Regions from separate parts of the Homo sapiens genome. Here region 1 is linked to region 2. Evidence: read pairs that join two places in POLR2A ChIA-PET (ENCODE). Cell type or tissue: OCI-LY7. All regions are shown on one strand. Region 1 overlaps SPAG9 (sperm associated antigen 9). Region 2 has its middle 53 kb from the start of TOB1-AS1.

What was found. ChIA-PET counts read pairs that join two places held together with the same protein. Peaks named below come from ENCODE experiments on the same cell type or tissue, not always from the same donor. Only the 100,000 strongest peaks of a DNase experiment are listed, where the experiment ranks them.
Region 1: POLR2A ChIA-PET joins it to region 2 with 5 read pairs; 2 of 35 experiments call an interaction of 5 or more read pairs at or near these places.

Annotation. Positions count from the first base shown.
Region 1 is chr17:51,062,888-51,067,887 of GRCh38, forward strand. The region is part of intron 2 of SPAG9 (sperm associated antigen 9); the gene reads right to left. Among named protein-coding and RNA genes, the nearest start is that of SPAG9, 55 kb to the right of the region's middle. In OCI-LY7, no CTCF peak of the experiment used is centred here; a DNase peak (open chromatin) is centred at 2,794.
Region 2 is chr17:50,916,922-50,921,921 of GRCh38, forward strand. No RefSeq gene overlaps it. Among named protein-coding and RNA genes, the nearest start is that of TOB1-AS1, 53 kb to the left of the region's middle. RefSeq lists a silencer at 309-368 and enhancers at 815-1,734, 992-1,161. In OCI-LY7, no CTCF peak of the experiment used is centred here; a DNase peak (open chromatin) is centred at 2,910.

The DNA of each region.
Region 1 (5,000 bases), 150 kb after region 2:
CCTACTCCACGTCTTTTCCTGGACAAACAGTTTATTTCTTTTTAGCACTGACTAATATTCCATTGTCTAGATTACCATAGTTTATGCCTGTTATTTTCATAAGAGCTAAAGGTCTTAAAATTACAGGTCTCAAACTTTTACTATCTCTTTCACACACAAAATTTCATGTTTTTAATGCACAAAAAGTGGTATTTTAAGATATTTTCAACTTACTGTTACATATTAGAAACTTGTATGCTGGCCGGGCACAGTGGCTCACGCCTGTAATCCCAGTACTTTGGGAAGCCGAGGCAGGCGTATCACCTGAGGTCAGGAGTTCAAGACCAGCCTGGCCAACATGGCGAAACCCCATCTCTACAAAAAATACAAAAAAATTTAGCTGGGCGTGGTGGTGCATGCCTGTAATCTCAGCTACTTGGGAGGCTGAGGCAGGAGGATCGTTTGAACCTGGGAGGTGGAGGTTGCAGTGAGCCAAGACTGTGCCACCGCACTCCAGCCTGGGCCACAGGGCGAGACTACATCTCAAAAAAAAAAAAAAAAATTGTATGCTGACCACGTCTATCTTTTCGCTAAGTTTTTGATACAAAATAAATCATAAAGTATACTTAAATTAACCTCTGTCTCAGCTTTTCATATAAATGTATTTTGTCTGTAACCTGTTAAATAACAGGAAAAATACTGAATTTTGCAACATCTAAAATAAAAGCAGGCCAGGGCCAGTTGTAGTGGCTCACACCTGTAATCCCAGCACTTTGGGAGACCAAGGTGGGTGGATCACCTGAGGTCAGGAGTTGGAGACCAGCCTGGCCAACATGGTGAAATCTCTTCTCTACTAAAAACAAAAATTAGCCAGGTGTGGTGGCACATGCCTGTAATCCCAGCTACTTGGGAGGCTGAGGCAGGAGAACTGCTTGAACCTGGGAGGTGGAGGTTGCAGTGAGCCAAGATCGTGCCACTGCACTCCAGCCTGGGCAACAGAGCCAGACTCCATCTCAAAAATAAATAAATAAATAAGTAAGTAAGTAAGTAAGTAAAAAATAATAATAAAATGGAATTTTAAAAAAATAAAATAAAAGCAGACAAAAAATAAAAGGGTTAAAATATCTACATAAATTAGACGTTAAGTATTATCCTCTAGCATAAGTATCATATCCACTTCCATCTTCCTCTCCACTCCAGTAGAGGAGTAAATGAGAGCCTGTTCACCTCAGTCTACTTACTTAAGGCCCTTAACTAATTCATTTATCTTTCCCATTAAAATTAAACAGAAGGTTTATCATTCTGCTTAGTTATATTCAGATGTGTCACTGATAGCTAATTATACAAATAAAACAAGATGACTAATATACTACCTACTCCTAGTAGGCAACCACAGCATTGTAAAGATGGTTCAAACATTAAGTTATCTACTTACCCATTTATGAGGAACTAAACAAGTCAAGATGCCAAGAGGAAACCCAAGGAATATCTTCCCAAAGTGGTTGTTCATTATACTCAGCTCTTCAAAACTGTATTACTACAGACTTTCAGATAGCAAAGTTAGAGTTTTGGTTGTTTCTAGCTCTAGCAGGATATATAGGCAATTGAAATGGGGGTGGAGGGTATCCCATAAAACAATATTATCCGGTTATGAAAAGGAAGGAAGTACTGACACATGCTACAACATGAATGAACCTTTATGCTAGGTGAAAGAAGCCAGTCACAAAAGACCATATATTGTATGATCCTATTATTATGAAATGTCCAGAACAGGCAAATCTATAGAGACAAAAATTAGATTAGTGGTTTTCAGGGACAAGGGGAAGCAGAAAAGCAGAAGTAAGTGTAACAGGTATGAGGGGGTGGTTCTTCTTGGGGTGATAAAAATGTTCTGGAATTAGTGGTGGCGATTGTACAACCTTGAAAATTGTACTAAAAACCGCTGAATTGTACACTTCAAAATGGTGAATTTTGGCCGGGTGCGGTGGCTCAGGCCTGTAATCCCAGCACTTTGGGAGGCCAAGGCGGACAGATCATCTGAGATCAGGAGTTTGAGACCAGCCTGGCCAACATGATGAAACCCCGTCTCTACTAAAAATACAAAAAATTAGCTGGGCATGGTGGCAGGTGCCTGTAATCCTAGCTACTCAGGAGGCTGAGGCAGGAAAATTGCTTGAATCTGGGAGGCGAAGGTTGCAGTGAGTTGAGATCGCACCATTGCACTCCAGCCTGGGCAACTAGAACAAAATTCCATCTCAAAAAATATATATATAAATACATAAAATAAAATGGTGGATTTTATGATATGTGAATTAGATTTCAATTTTTAATTTTATTTTATTTTTAAATAGAGACAGGGTCTCGCTATTTTGCCCAGGCTGGTTATGAACTCCTGGGCTCAAGCAATCCTCCCGCCTCAGCCTCCCAAATTCCTGGAATTATAGGCACGAGCCACCAGGCCCAGCCTGGATTTCAATTTTAAACAGAGTCATTTGAAACCTATCCCTTAACACAAGTATGAGCAAATTATGTCTTAATTTAATAACCTGTTTTTTAAAGAAAAAGTCAAATGGTAAGGGATCAAAAAGAAAATCTCAACATTTATGTTATAAGAGAAGGACATTTCATTAAAATGTCCTTCTCTTCTCTTCCTCAGATAATTCACAGTAGAAAGAATAGGCAGATGGTTGCTAAGCCTTAGGCAGAATCATTCCTTTGCCTCAACACTTGGGCAAAATAACATACTAATGGCCCCCACTAAGGCTGTTAAGCTGAGGCAAAGACTGGCCAGATGTTAACCAAAACAGTTTCCTCTTTTGCTTGGGCAAATAGCTAGGCTATCCACCCCAGCCCCTGCAGGTAGCCTCTGACTGACTTATAGCCACTGAAGTAGTAGTAAAAGTGATGTGTGCTACTCCTAGGCCTGGTCCAGTAAAAACCCTCCACACACGATGCTCCATGCCCTTTACCCTTCCTCCAACTTAATGCAGGTAAGACAAACTTAGAAGCTATAAAGGGGGAAATGCCCATGTCTCCGCAAAAGCCACCCACTTATCTGAAACATCCACTTTTTAAACTTTACGTAAGCAAGAAATAACATTTGAGTCATTAATATATAATTTTTGTGGCTAGTTCGTTATAGCAACTACAGTTAGCTTAACATATATCAGCTTATAAACATGTACTAAAATCCTCTTAAAAGTTAGCATTCCAAATTATCAAAGGTATGTTACCCCATTACGCTTTTTTTTTTTCTTGAGACAGGGTCTTGTTCTGTTTCCCAGGCTGGAGTGCAATGGCACAATCACAGCTCACTACAGCCTTGACTTCCTGGGCTCAAGCAATCCTCCAGGCTCAAGTGATCCTCCCAAGCAGTTGGCACTACAGGCGTGTGCCACCAGGCCAAGATAATTTTTTGATTTTTTGTAGAGACAAGGTCTCACTATGTTGCCCAGGCTGGTCTCGATCTCCTGGTCTCAAGCACTCCTCCCGCCTCAGCTTTCCAAAATACTGAGATTACAGGTGTGAGCCATTGCCTCCAGTCCCCATTATGTTTTAAAAATAGTTTACTTCGGCTACTTGGGAGGCTGAGACAGGAGAATTGCTTGAACCCAGGAGACAGAGGCTGCAGTGAGCCAAGATCATGCCATTGCACTCCAGGCTGGGCGACAGAGTGAGACTCTGTCTCAAAAAAAAAAAAGAAAAAAAAAAAAAAGACCATGGCTCACGCCTGTAATCCCAGCACTTTGGGAGGCCAAGGTGGGCAGATCACGAGGTCAGGAGATCGAGACCATCCTGGTCAACATGGTGAAACCCCGAGATCAAGACCATCCTGGCCAACATGGTGAAACCCCGTCTCTACTAAAATACAAAAAATTAGCCAGGCATGGTGGCACACTCCTGTAGTCCCAGCTACTAGGGAGGCTGAGGCAGGGGAATCGCTTGAACCTGGGAGGTGGGGGCTGCAGTGAGCCGAGATTACACCACTGCGCTCTAGCCTGGCGACAGAGCAAGAGTCCATCTCAAAAAAAAAAAGGATAGTTTACGTCTGTTATTATAAATGATTTTCTGAATGTTTTTCTGGTGGTATATTCTCTCCTGCCTAACACCCACAGCAAGAACCTGAACAGAAACTGTTTTATGACTTTGTGTATTTCATGTTTTCTTTACATATACTGTGATCCTAAATTTTATTATTATCTTTGTAGGTACTTACAATATAAATCATGTAACATAAAGATCATATATAATTGATCATATAATACATAGAAAATATTAGAAAATATACACACATACACCAAGATCAAATAATACAAATTCAGAACCTTTCTTTTCTGAAAATACTTACAATAACTCAGTACAACAACATATCCAATGAACTCAGCTTACTCAAGGCCTAAGTCCCATAAGATGGTATAAACACTTTTGAGAAGTCATTTTAAAGTGTGGAAGAGCCATCTCTTTAAAGTCCTGAATGCCACTAAGGAATCAGTTAAAGGGAAAAGAAAAGGAAGTAGAAGGGAAGGGGAAAGCAGGAAAGAAAAGCCCACCTGGCAAGGACTATAGACATCCTCGAAAGCCTCAAGTACCATGAAGTTAACCTATACCTATATTGTTGCATTCCATTTGAAGTGTATTAAAAGGTCATTTCTTGTTTAATAGTTATCACATAAACCTAAACTTCAAAACGATCTCAGGGAAAATTCTAAAACCTTGTCATTTTACTCATCAAAACTAGCTCCAAGCCGAGATTAACTGGAAATAAACAAGATTCTGTTCATCCTATCCCAAAACAACTGATAAGTAACTGCCATTTTTAAAATTGCTAATTTTCTGGGGAGTAAAAAAAAAAAGGCAAATCATGTTATCTAAAAAGAAAAAAAAGGTGAGGGGGCAAGAAAAAAGAACAATCAAAAGACAAATCCAAAATTTCCCCTTTAGAATAATGATGGAGATACTTCAGCCTCATTTTGAGCGCTCTTTCTATCCGTCTTTCCAAAAAGCAAGAGGATAAGATTAAG
Region 2 (5,000 bases):
TAGTTCTCTCCAGCTTTTGGAGACCTCGGGGAGGAAGAAGCCTCGCTCACCCGCTCCTAGACAGTGTGTGTGAGCCCTCAGGCACCCAGGGTGGGCAATGCTTCCCAGGCAGAGAGGGCGTGCAATGCAAGTGAGGTGTCCATTAGACAGACCCAGGGCACTCCAAGCCCCATAGAGTGACTCACTTTCTTTCTTGGCACCCCCAAACGACTCTACCTTCCTCAGCAGGTCTTGTGAAGGTGCAGTGACACAATGTGCATGAAAGAGGCTCGAGCAGGACCTGATGCACAGTAGGTGCTCAACAGCTCCGCCCCGCCCCGCCCTGGCCCCCCGCCACAGCTTCCTGTGCCCCTGTGCTGTGATTTCAGCCTCAGAGGAATGGAAGACCCCAGGATTTCCCCAGGAGGGAGTCTGGCATCCTCGCCATCGTGGTTGGCTCCTGTGCTCACCCATCGAGGCCACTCAATGCTGCGCTGGGGTGGGAGATTCTTTATTGAGGAATCTGCAGAGGTCAGGGGAAGGCAGGAGCCAGGGCCACAGGGGAGGCCGGCCAAGGACAGCTGCCCACAGCAGGCCACAGCTGGGGCCCTCCCCACACTGCATGCTGGCTTGTTTTTCATGCAAAACCATGTTATGTAAATCAGTGCTGGGTTGAGCACACTCAAGTCAGAGTCACGAATTGGGTCCCCCACCGCCCATCCAGGGTGTCTGAAGGCCTAGGCCAGCATGCCCATTATTCAGCCAGAGCAGGTGGCCGAGCCAGCTGGGCTCGTCCCCAAATACTTTCAGGGAGGGACGCTAGGCCTAGGACCCGGGGTCTACAGCCCTGAGGGGAGGGGGCAGAGGATGCAGCCTTGGAAAGCCCAGTACCTGGTGAGTAGGGAAGTGTCCTCCCAGGTGGTTCCAACCTTTAACCCAATTCCTCTGTCTTGGAGGCAAAGGGAAAGGACGTGGCTGATCCCCGCAGAGCCCAAGGCCAGCCACCATCCTTTCATGGAGCCAGGCAGCTTCGAGAAGCCACTGAGGCTCCTTGTGCTCCTTGTGTGGGCACAAAGTGTGGGCTTCTGGAGGGGGTCCTTGGACCTCTATCTCAGCAGGGACATTCCTCCTCCCCCCGCCTTCCAGACCTCCTGCTCCAGATGCCTGGCTTCTCCAGGGCACCCCGATGGGTGGCTCTGCCACCCCAGGACACTGGACTGGGGCCACCCTTACAGAACCGGTTCGAAGCCAAACAATGGCACGTCACAGTCCAGCTGAGCCGGAGGCCTCAGCAGGGTAAGTACAAGTGAGGCTGTGGCCAAGAGGGGCATAGGTGCCAGGGACTCAGAGGCGGGCGCGCGCAAGTGCCAGCAAGCCCTCACTGCCTAACATGGCAGCCCCATGGCTTCCTCTCTTCCCCGTGACCTGACTGCAGCTTTGAGGACAGCACTTGCCCTCCCCTCCCAGGCAGCGGGCCCCTTCCCTGGCCCCAGAGGTGAAGGAGGGCGACTTCCCCAGGGAGAGGAAGCAGAATGACGGCCTGCAGCTTTCCTGCCGCGGGAGGGGAACTTCAGGTCAGAATGGCCGTCTCAACCTCATGGAAGCCTCCCTCTGGACTGACGAGTGACCGCTGTTGTGGTGGGAGGTCCACCTTCCCGCAAAGGGAGCCAAGAGCCCAGAGGGGTCACTTGGGCCCAGGGAGGGTGGGACACAGACGTCTGGGTGGAAGTTGGACAAAGTCTGGCAGAATGGGGCACCAGGGCACAGTAAGACCCTGGCTGGGACACTGAGTGGGGACAGTCCCCAGCAATTCCCTTGGAGATAAAGAGCCTGCGGCAGGTCCCAGATCCTGACAGAGGACAGACAGGAGGGGACAAGCTGGTGGTGGGGGTGAGCTGGCTAGGCAGAAAGCTCTGTGGACACCTGAGGCCTCCTCCTGGAATTGCCCCAAGCCATGTGGCTAAGGCCTAGGGAGACCCTCACCATGTGGGGTGGGGTGGGGTGGGGGCCCCTAGCCAAAGCTGGGAAAAGGCAGAGCCTTCAGAGAGCCTCCTAGGGACAGCAGCAGAGAGGAAGCCTTCGAGGCCTTTCCAAGCTCCCCGCTGCCCGGCTCTCCTCCTGCCCAGCACACCGTGGGTGGACTCCAACCTACAGCTTCACTGATCTCAGAAGGTCCCACCCTCTCCCGCCTTGTGCTTCTGACTGTTTATTTCCTGCAGAGGAGTCAGTGTTACTGCCACTGAGAACAGAGATGGCTCCACCCAGAGGGCCCACCCTTGGGGCACAGGGGACCCTTGCCCATACCCCCTGCACCCTGGCTCCATCCTAATGCAGGGATATGAGCTTGGGCCTGTGTCACAGCTGCTTCCTGGGCCTCTGAATCCTCATCCTTGAGCTGAGGGTGTGAGACCGGAAAATCCAAGCCACCATCCAGCCCCAATGTCTCCCCATCCCATGACTCTCTTCCCCAAATAACACATCTCCCCAAATACCTCTCCTCCTCCCCAGTGAGAGGAGGCGCAGGGGAGGTTGTTGGATAACTGTGCCTTCTCCTCCCCGAATCCCAGCCTCTCCTTCTGGATCCCACACCCAGGGGCCCAGCAGTCACGGGGCTCAGGGTGCTCCCCAGCCTTTACAGTTTACCCATCCCTGCACAGTAGCCATGATTTCATTTCCTCCTCACTGCAAGGTAAAGATCATTAGTTCTCTTTTATAGGTGAAGAGACTTAGACTCAGACAGACCCTGTGTCTTGCTCAAAGTCACCTGGCCAGTCAGGGGTAGGGCTGGGTTTCGAACCCAGGGGCAGGCCCTCTCCGCCCCCCGGCATCGGTGCAGAGCCCTGGGTCGCCCTCCTCCAAGGTCGTTGTGGTGTGAACAGCCAGGCGCCTTCATGCAGGGCCTGACTGCAGCCGCCAGAGCCTGGTGATGTCAGCATTGCCATGGAAACCCTTCCCCGGGCGTCGGGCAGGACCAGCCTCCCCAGCGCAGTTTCCCTTTGTGTGGACTTTGCAATGCGTTGCCAAGGCAGTGGGGCCTGCTGGGCGGGTTGGCATGGGGTGGGGAAGGCAGACAAAAACCCACACTGCAACTGGCAGCTCACAACAGGGCCCACGGTGCTTGTGGGAGGGAGGGGCTGCAGGCTGGTGGCCTAAGGCGTGAGAGTCGGTGGGCAGGGGGTTACCCACACACCTGCTTAGGACCCCCATCTGGCAACAGCCTTTTGGCGTCTTTGGTGCTATTTTGGGGTCCTGCTGCCTAAGAATCACCTGGGCCTGGGTGTTGTGAAAAAGGCAGACCTGCTGGGCCGGGGTGGAGAGGAGTCAGCAGTTTAAACAAACCCCCAAGGCAATTCGCGTATGCCACCAATTCCGAGGACACCTTCAGGGAAGAATAACATTTATTGAGCACCTAGCTATGCCAGGCAGGCCCTTCTGCCTATTTTCTTTCTTTCTTTCTTTCTTTTTTTTTCCGACAGAGTCTCACTCTGTTCCCCAGGCTGGAGTGCAGAAGCGCGATCTCAGCTCACTGCAACCTCTGCCTCCCGGGTTCAAGCAATTCTCCTGCCTCAGCCTCCCGAGTAGCTGGGACTACAGGTGTGTGCCACCATGCCTGGCTAATTTTTGTATTTTTAGTAGAGACAGGGTTTCACCATGTTGGCCAGGCTGGTCTCTAACTCCTGACCTCAAATGATCCGCCTGCCTCAGCCTCCCAAAGTGCTGGGATTACAGGCGTGAGCCACTGCACCCAGCCCCCTTCTGCTTATTTGCTCTTGCATTATAATCCTCACAGCAACCTTGAGTGGGAGAAGGGGACAGAAGAAAATTTTTTGTGTGGTTTTTTAAAAAAATCCTCATTTCCCAGAGGAAGACGCTGAAACTCAGAGAGGTTAAATCTCTGCTTGCCCACGGTCACTCGGCATAGATGTGGCTGAGTCCAGATTCTAACGCTGTAGCCTCCTCGCCATCCAAGCTGGGCCTGTGGCCTGGCAGTGTTCGCTTCCTCCTCTTGCTGGTTTTCCAGGAAGAATCCTAAAGTACCTTTGCAGAGTGGGCCAGCTCTGTCCGAAGCCTCCCACGAGCTCCCGGATCTAAGAGGGGATTGAGCCAAGCGAGAATCTCCAAGCCCAGGCCCCTCCCCAAACTGGCTGCCTGCAGAGGCTTAGAAAGCCTGCCCAGCCTAGTAAGGAAAACCAATGCCCTGGCCAAAGTCTCTCCTGTCCTCCAGCCACCTCGGCCCTCCAGCCACACCCTCCTCTGTCCTGCAGGCTGCCCTGGCCTCCGTGCTCCCTGAAAGAGCTCCTGAAGCCTCTGCTTCCTCCCCTCGCCCAGGGATAGGTGGTCTCTGACCCAGTCCACGGAGATGCCCCCTTCTTGGAAGTTTCCGGGAAGAGAAATTCGGTCGCCTTTGCTGGCGATGTTGCAGAGCCTCCTCTTACAACCGACAGCCTTCCTGTGTCCGTCCTCCACACTTCTGCTTTCTCTGAAGCCTGATTCCTTAAGAACTGTCTCTCTCTTTCTTTCTTTCTTTTCTTTTCTTTTTTTTGAGTCTTGCTCTGTTGCCCAGCCTGAAGCCCAGTGGCACAATCTCTGCTCACTGCAACCTCTGCCTCCCAGGTTCAAGTGATTCTCCTGCCTCGGCCTCCCTAGTAGTTGGGGTTGCAGGTGTGCACAACCACACTCAGATAGATAGTTTTTGTATTTTTAGTTCAGACAGGGTTTCACCATGTTGGCCAGGCTCGTCTCAAATTCCTGACCTCAGGTGATCTGCCTGCCTCAGCCTCCCAAAGTGCTGGGATTACAGGTGTGAGCCACTGCGCTTGGCCTCTCTCTTTCTTAACAACCTCTCTGAGGGCTCAAGGGGAAGGAACCCTACCCTTCAGCCCCGGGGCCCTATTTTGCCCGCTGACTCTGAAGCTGAGACTCTGCCTGATGCCACAGCCCCAGGATCCAGGCCCCTCCCTCTCCACCTGCATCTCCTTTATTTCTCATTTATTTATTGATTGATTTTTTTTGAGACAGGG